Linked DNA regions of Homo sapiens: regions 1 and 3 are each linked to region 2. A link is a contact called in ENCODE Hi-C data. All regions are on one chromosome and are shown on one strand. The core of a region is the stretch at or near the end of the contact, and the rest is flanking DNA. Distances in the headings are between cores, read along the strand shown.

Evidence for each region. Hi-C counts contacts between places; a loop is a spot of excess contacts on that map. Pooled maps may share reads with other maps.
Region 1: a loop to region 2 is called in a pooled map, with 5 times the contacts of the local background. The contact joins the promoter of WAS here to the promoter of UXT-AS1 in region 2. A Hi-C loop is called at or near these places in 4 of 37 single-sample maps with no recorded cell type and 7 of 50 pooled maps.
Region 3: a map of naive thymus-derived CD4-positive, alpha-beta T cell shows a loop between it and region 2 (8-fold over the local background). The contact joins the promoter of PLP2 here to the promoter of UXT-AS1 in region 2. A Hi-C loop is called at or near these places in 2 of 168 maps with a recorded cell type or tissue (esophagus muscularis mucosa and naive thymus-derived CD4-positive, alpha-beta T cell), 1 of 37 single-sample maps with no recorded cell type and 10 of 50 pooled maps.

Annotation. Positions count from the first base shown.
Region 1 is chrX:48,682,384-48,685,083 of GRCh38, forward strand. WAS (WASP actin nucleation promoting factor) reads left to right here and starts at 1,416. Exons shown (of 12, transcript NM_000377.3): 1 at 1,416-1,602; 2 at 1,900-2,040. The coding sequence starts at 1,471.
Region 2 is chrX:47,657,572-47,660,271 of GRCh38, forward strand. UXT-AS1 (UXT antisense RNA 1) reads left to right here and starts at 1,262. Exons shown (of 2, transcript NR_028119.1): 1 at 1,262-1,609; 2 at 2,324-2,540. UXT (ubiquitously expressed prefoldin like chaperone) reads right to left here and starts at 1,609. Exons shown (of 7, transcript NM_004182.4): 1 at 1,544-1,609; 2 at 1,259-1,365; 3 at 211-292; 4 at 1-68. The coding sequence starts at 1,356. RefSeq lists enhancers at 953-1,456, 1,441-1,700, 1,457-1,958 and silencers at 1,181-1,260, 1,539-1,878.
Region 3 is chrX:49,170,448-49,173,161 of GRCh38, forward strand. PLP2 (proteolipid protein 2) reads left to right here and starts at 1,451. Exons shown (of 5, transcript NM_002668.3): 1 at 1,451-1,649; 2 at 2,682-2,714. The coding sequence starts at 1,554. RefSeq lists silencers at 1,328-1,427, 1,948-2,147.

The DNA.
Region 1 (2,700 bases), core at 166-2,665, 1.0 Mb after region 2:
CACACCTGGCCTGCCTGGCTCGCACTCCGGGCAAAGGGGTCAGAACAGTGACTGGCACACACGTTAAGTGCTATGTGAGTGTTAAGATAAAACTAGGATGTCCAGTGGGGAGAAAGCAAGCCTTTGAAGATTATGTGCTTTTACAAACTTCAAGTGCAATGAAAACTAAACAAGATGTTGTTCAGGCATTCATATATGATATAAAGTTCCTTTCTTTAAAAAAGGGATGGGCTGGGCACGGTGGCTCACGCCTGTAATTCTAATACTTTGGGAGGCCGAGGCAGGTGGATCACGAGGTCGAGAAATCGAGACCATCCTGGCCAACATGGTGAAACCCTGTCTCTACTAAAAATACAAAAAAATTAGCTGGGCGTGGTGGCGTGTGCCTGTAGTCCCAGCTACTTGGGAGGCTGAGGCAGGAGAGTCACTTGAACCCGGGAGGCAAAGGTTGCAGTGAGCCGAGATCGTGCCACCGCACTCCAGCCTGGCGACAGAGTGAGACTCCATCTCAAAAAAAAAAAGAAAAAAAAAAGTATGACAAGCAGAAAGTAATTTGGGAGCTGCGGGGAGGCAAGGGTAAGGGATGGGGAAGTGGACCAGAGGCATATGCGTCATTGGCAGTGTCTAAGCACTCACGATAGGCGTGGATCACAGGGGCTCGCTCTGTAATTAAAAGGAAAAGGGTTTTTGTTGTGTTGTTGTTGTTGCTGTTTTTGAGACAAGGGTCTTGCTCTGTCATCATCCAGGCTGGAGTGCAGTGGTGCAGTCTCAGCTCACTGCAACCTCCGCCTCCTGGGTTCAAGCGATTCTCCTGCCTCAGCCTCCTGAGCAGCTAGGACTACAGGTGTGTGCCACCATGCCTGGCTAATTTTTGTATTTTTTAGTGGAAATGGGGTTTTGCCATGTTGCCCAGGCTCGTCTTGAACTCCTGACCTCAAGTGATCCACTCGTCTCGGCCTCCCAAAGTGCTGGGATTACAGGTGTGAGCTATTGTCCCCAGCCAAAAGGAAAAGTTTTACTGTAGTAACCCTTCCGGACTAGGGACCTCGGGCCTCAGCCTCAGGCTACCTAGGTGCTTTAGAAAGGAGGCCACCCAGGCCCATGACTACTCCTTGCCACAGGGAGCCCTGCACACAGATGTGCTAAGCTCTCGCTGCCAGCCAGAGGGAGGAGGGTCTGAGCCAGTCAGAAGGAGATGGGCCCCAGAGAGTAAGAAAGGGGGAGGAGGACCCAAGCTGATCCAAAAGGTGGGTCTAAGCAGTCAAGTGGAGGAGGGTTCCAATCTGATGGCGGAGGGCCCAAGCTCAGCCTAACGAGGAGGCCAGGCCCACCAAGGGGCCCCTGGAGGACTTGTTTCCCTTGTCCCTTGTGGTTTTTTGCATTTCCTGTTCCCTTGCTGCTCATTGCGGAAGTTCCTCTTCTTACCCTGCACCCAGAGCCTCGCCAGAGAAGACAAGGGCAGAAAGCACCATGAGTGGGGGCCCAATGGGAGGAAGGCCCGGGGGCCGAGGAGCACCAGCGGTTCAGCAGAACATACCCTCCACCCTCCTCCAGGACCACGAGAACCAGCGACTCTTTGAGATGCTTGGACGAAAATGCTTGGTGAGCTGGGGATCTCCTGCCCCCGCCCCGTCCCCACCGTTTCTTCCTCTTCCTCTCCTCCTTCTCTCTCTTCCCCTCCTCCCGCTCCTCCTTTCCCTCTCCATCATCTCCTCTCCTAGAATTTCCCGTCATAATCCACCCTTCCCAGGAAGATCTCAATGTCTACTTGCCTTCCCTCTGGCTGCAGCTCTTCCTTTGGGCCCATGACTGTCATGAGGCAGGAAGGACCAGGTCTGGCTCCAAGACCTTGTGGCTACCCCTGACCAGACTCCACTGACCCCTGCTTTCCTCTCCCAGACGCTGGCCACTGCAGTTGTTCAGCTGTACCTGGCGCTGCCCCCTGGAGCTGAGCACTGGACCAAGGAGCATTGTGGGGCTGTGTGCTTCGTGAAGGATAACCCCCAGAAGTCCTACTTCATCCGCCTTTACGGCCTTCAGGTGACCCCCCCACCCCCGACTGGACTTGCAAGCCAGTTCTCAACCCGCAAACCCAGATCTGTGTCCATATGTGTCCATAGCTTCAAGACCTCAGACCTGATCAGTGAATCCCTGAGCCCCAGAACCAAAGACTCATCCAGATGGCAAACTCTGACTTGCCTTTCTAAGTCTGCAATGACTGGCCCCAGTCTCCGTATCAAGATCTCTAAAGCCCCCAGTATTAGTCTGCTGCCTAAGCCTAATCTTTTCCACAAATTCCAATAAATGAGCACTGTATTTGTACCTGAACCTCAAATCTATTCTAAACTCAACATTTTGCATCCCAGGAATCTCTCATCAAAACTCCTGAACCCCAGATGTTTGCCAAGCTCCTAAGTCATAAATCTGTTCAACAAACCCCAAAGTTGAATATTCCATTGATCCTTGAACTCCAAATCTGTCCTTCTAAATCCACAGCACAGACCCCAGAGTTCCCATATTAAAATTCCTGAACACTCAAATACCGAGGTAGTTCTTAAGCAAAAAGTCTTTTCCACAATCCCCTGACCTGAACTTTCTAGGTTTAAGCCCCAAATTCATCCTTTTAAACCCATAAAGATGGACCCAGCATAACTTCCAGATCCCAAGGCTATCAAATATCCACCAAACTCCTAAACCATA
Region 2 (2,700 bases), core at 12-2,511:
ACCACTGTGTCAACGAAGAAGTTACAGCCCAAATCCACCTGCATATATAACTCCGAGTGCTTAGCTTCCTGTGGGGCCAGGGAAAAAGAGGTAGGGGTCAGTGGTGAACTCTTAGGTCAGGTGACAGGGTTGGGTCTGGAGTCTCTCTTCCCATTTCCCTCCCTTGCCCACACATACCAAAAAAATGGTACCCAATCCCATAGTCTTTACCTGGAGTCGCTCAATGACATTTCTCAGTTGAAGGTATTTGGCCAGCTGCTCATATACCTTGTCTCGATGGTCCAGCACCTTTCTGATGGGACGAAAGTACAATGGTGACCAATAGGCAGCCCCATTCCTCCTAGTATACCTCATATCATGACCCTCTGAGACTCTCATGTCACCATACACTGAAAAGGCTTTTTAGTGCATAAGTTAATTTTCGGCTCTGGGTCAGACTGCCTGGGTTTGGATCTGGGCTCTATCCTTTATAGATGTGTGACTTTGGCAAGTAAATAACCTGTTTGGGACTCAGTTTCCCCATTTATAAAATACAGATGACAGTATTACCTTGTAGAGTCATTAGGATTAAATGAGCGTTTACTACAAAGCATCTAGAATAATGCTTATCAAATGGTAAACTCTCTATATACATGTTAGTTATAATTACTATTATTATACTCCCAATACTGAACTCCAATCATAATGTCCCATCCTCACCCTAGAAAAATCCTCCATCCCTTTTAGGATGCTCATAGGCCTAGTTCTGAACACCTTATTTCCTGCTTAGATTAACAAAGATTGCAATAATATTTCTTCATACTCATTGAACCTCTACTATGTTTCAGGCATCCATGCTAAATTCTTGACAAAGATGGGACACATCAAAAACTCAAAACCACTGCATGGGGAAGGTTCCAGAAAACTCCCCATTTCACAGAAGAGTAAAGTTTATAGGGCACAGAAAGGCGAGGTAGGACGTATTCACAAGGATGAAGAATGGCCGAGCCAGGATTCGAACCCGAGAACTGTGGCTCCAGAAAACAAGCCTTAATCTGTTAAACATCGGAGGCCGCGCATGCGCTGACACGCCCCTGCTATGAACGCCACGTCCCAGCCAAACTGCACCCCGGATGTCGTCCCCACTTCTCGCTCCAAGGAGCGCGGGGCCGGACTCTGAACGCCTCGCCCGCCAATTCAAAGGGTTGGCCCTAACTTTGAACGCCCCACCCACCACGTGGAATGTTCCAAACGCCCCGCCCCCCGCACTGTCACTCACCGCAAGTCCCGCTGCAGCACGTCACTGATGAAGGTCTCGTAGCGCAGCACTTTCTCCCCCGTGGCCTCCACCGCCCGCCGCTTAGGGGGCGTCGCCATGATGGGCTCCTGGGGAGTGGGGAGGGGGAAGACCATGTTGACCGATCCAGTTTGGCCTCACACACAGTTCATCTCTACCCTCTCAACGCTGGGAATCGGCTTGTCCGGCTCAAGCTGGAGGTTCAGCCTTCCGCCCCTCCCAACTCGGGGACCCGACCACCCAGGGACACCCAAGCGCGGCCTTTACCTCAGGCCGCCAGCAATAAGAACGGTTGGTAGGAACCGCGGCTTCCGGGTGGCGCGGGTGAATGACGTAAGTGGCAAGCGCGCTGGCCAACCAAATAGCCAGTTGGGGAGGGGCGGGCCTGAGTGGAAGAAGACGGGCCAAAGGGGAGAAGAGAAGGGCAGGGCTTCACGGAATCCGAGGAGATCAAAGAAGACTAGGGCGTGCGAGCAGGGGCCGTCTGGCAATAAACCGGCCAATGGGGGACTGCAAAAGCGGCGCCTGGAGCCTATGGAGACCGTGTGTGGCTGGTGGGGGTGGGATTTAATGGGATTTGGCGGGTTCTAAGGTAGGCGCGACGCACAGGTGGAGGTAGAGGAAGTGAAGAGTTTAATATTTAAAAGGACCTAAAAATTGACTATGGTTCTGGTCTATAAGGAAGATCCCGTGTGATCTGTCGGCCTGGATATTGATTTTTCACACGGGAGGTTTGGATTTCACTCCTGGCAATGGGACTGAGTATAAGCATTTAAAAGGTTTTAAACAGAGACAGGTTTTCTAAAATTCATCTTTGATAACTCCAGCTCTGCACTCGCAACCCATAAGTGAGGCTCAAGTGGAAATTGACAACACTCTCTGTCTAATCACCTCGTTTGATAGTCAAATGGAGAGGGTGGCTGAAGTCCTCTGCCGAAGATTGGCCATCTTGTAGTTAGGCATAGTTCCCATGTTTTTATTTAAATGGTAAGGTTTTTGTGAATTTATTCTTATGCACTAGAGTGACTGAGTGAATTTATTTTTCAGGTTAGATTTTCAAACAAGAACTTATAACCCAGCAAGAATGGGCCTTTGCCTGGAGAAGAATCCAGACCATGGGATGAATCCCCAAATGCTATTTCCATCTGTAGAGCCTAGAGCACCCACCCCTACCAAGGAAGTCTTCCCAGATAATTTGTGTTTCATATGTAAAAGCAAGTTTTTTTTTTCAAATGCTCAAAACCCAAGCAAGTTAAGCCCTTCCTTCCTTCCTTCCTTCCTTTCTTTTCTCTCTCTCTCTCTTTCTTTCTCTCTCTCTCTCTTTCTTTCTTTTTTTTCTTTTTTAGACAGGGTCTGTGTCCCCTAGGCTGGAGTGCAGTGGTATGATCATGACTCATTGCAGCCTCAACCTCCCAGGCTCAAGT
Region 3 (2,714 bases), core at 201-2,700, 1.5 Mb after region 2:
TCTTTTTGTTTTTCCTTTTTTGGAGACAGGGTCTTGCTCTGTTGCCCAGGCAGGAGTGCAGTGGTCTGATCATGGTTCACTGCAGCCTTGAACTCCCAGGCTCAAGCAATCCTCCCACCTCAGCCTCCCGAGTAGTTGGGATTACAGGCACGTGCCACCATGCCTGGGCTAATTTTTTTCTTTTTTCTTTTTTTTTTTTTTTTTTGAGACGGAGTCTTGCTCTGTCGCCCAGGCTGGAGTGCAGTGGCGCAATCTTGGCTCACTACAACCTCCACCTCCCAGGTTCAAGCGATTCTCCTGCCTCAGCCTCCTGACTAGCTGGGATTATAGGCGAGCGCCACCACACCCGGTTCATTTTTTGTGTATTTTTAGTAGAGACGGGGTTTCACCATGTTGGACAGGCTGGTCTCGAACTCCTGACCTCGTGATCTGCCCACCTCGGCCTCCCAAACTGCTGGGATTATAGGCTTGAGCCACCGCGTCCGGCCGCCTGGGCTAATTTTTAAAATTATTTGTAGAGATGAGGTCTCACTGTGTTGCCGAGGTTGATCTCCAACTCTTGGGCTCAAGCGATCCTCCCACCTGAGGCTCCCAGAGTGTTGGGATTACTGGCATGAGCCACTGCGCCCAGCCGAGGAACACTTTTCAATCCTTACCCAGTTATTGTGAACGTTCATACCTTTTCTTGAAGAAATACCGTTTTTGTTGTTGTTGTTGTTTTTGAGACGTAGTTTCGCTCTTGTTGCCCAGACTGGAGTGCAATGGCATGATCTTGGCTCACCGCAACCTCTGCCTCCCGGGTTCAAGCGATTCTCCTGCCTCAGCCTTCCGAGTAGCTGGGATTACAGGCATGCGTCACCGTGCCCAGCTAATTTTTGTATTTTTAGTAGAGACGGTGTTTCTCCATGTTGGTCAGGCTGGTCTCGAACTCCCGACCTCAGGTGATCCACCCGCCTCGGCCTCCCAGTGTTGGGATTACAGGCGTGAGCCACCGCGCCTGGCCCTTTTTTTTTTTTTTTGTAACGCGGCAGCTCCAAACCCCGCTGAGAGTATATGCATGGGAAAACTTTCTGAAATCAAAAATATTCCGAATTCTGGCAACATACTGGGCCCCAAGTCTTTCGGATTTAACTCTGCCTCGGCCGTTTTATTCAGTTAAGGAAACTGAGTCACTCCATCCCAAAGCCAGATTCCCGCGGTTCTAAGCTGAAGCTGTCTCGGGTGCATTTGCATTCCAAAAAGGCGAAGGGTCCCGCTATTACTGCTCCTGGTACCTGGAGCTGCCAAGCACCCCTGCGATGGGGCGCCCCGGGGGCTGTGCGCCAGGCTGGGAGTATCCTTGGGGGGCGGGGCGAGGGGGCTTCCGGGGCGGCAGCCACCTGGCCCGGCTCCGGCCCCGCCCGCGTCAGCTCTGCGCGGTGATTCACTCCCTCCTTCGCCCCGGGGCCCCCTTCCCGGCCAGACGGCGGGCAAGACAGCTGGGTGTACAGCGTCCTCGAAACCACGAGCAAGTGAGCAGATCCTCCGAGGCACCAGGGACTCCAGCCCATGCCATGGCGGATTCTGAGCGCCTCTCGGCTCCTGGCTGCTGGGCCGCCTGCACCAACTTCTCGCGCACTCGAAAGGGAATCCTCCTGTTTGCTGAGATTGTGAGCGTTCTGGGGCAGGCGCGTGGGCAAAAGCGGGATGGGGTGGCTGGACCATGCGGAACTGGATGGTCCGGGTGAGGCAGGCACTTGGCCGGGGCGCTCGGCAGTGGGGTGCAGGTGGGTGGGTTCACGGTGGAGGCCCGAAACCCGGGGCGCAGGGCGAGTCGGTGGGGTTTGACGAAGGTTGTTGAGATCTGGTGGTCCCCGGGGTGAAGCAAGGAGCCTATAACGCATACGGAGGGCTACGTGGGGACAGCCTGCGTGAACTCATCAGTGGACGCATCGAAGGGGTCCCAGGGTGCTGGGAAGTGGGGGCCTCCTGTGGCAGGGCGTGGCGCGGCCTGGGCACAGGAGGGCGGGCTGGCAGCGCGCCCAGGGGCAGGGCCTGTTGGGGTGGGGCCCCCCCGCCCCGCGCTAGTCCCGCGGTGTAGAGCGCCCCGCCCTTCGCCAGTTCTTCCTCGCCCTTCAGAGGCCGGGCGGGATGTCCTTAGCTTTTCGGGGTTTCCACCCTTCTCAAAGTGGGCGCCGCCTTTGAGTCACTTGTAAAAGGGGTGCGGCGCCTTTAACGGAGTCCTGCCTCTCTGGTGTCACTCTCACCGCTTCCCAAAGGGGTTGCTGGGGGAACCGCGTGTTCCGCCCCGGTCAAGGCCACAAAGCTGGCGTCAGCGGGGCTCACAAAACACCTGGCAGCGCCACTCCCCTCAGGCTGCCCGTAACCTAGAAGGGAAAAGAGGAAACTGAGGCACCCAACTCTACTCCTTACTTGTTGGGTGACCCTGGCCAAGCCATTAAACCTCTCTGTGCCTCAGTTTTCTCGTCTATAAATTAGAAAGAGTAATAATAGTACCCAGAGCATTAGATTGTCGTGATGATTGAATTTGGAACACAGTGAGCACATAAAAAGTGTTTAGCTATTATTGTATGTCATTTCCCCAGCCCTCGTAGGCATCTTAGTATGGGACCCCCAATTTAAACCAATCTTCTCAGCCCTGGTTGCTGATTGAGGTCCCCTTTCCCATGTCACCCTTCCAGATATTATGCCTGGTGATCCTGATCTGCTTCAGT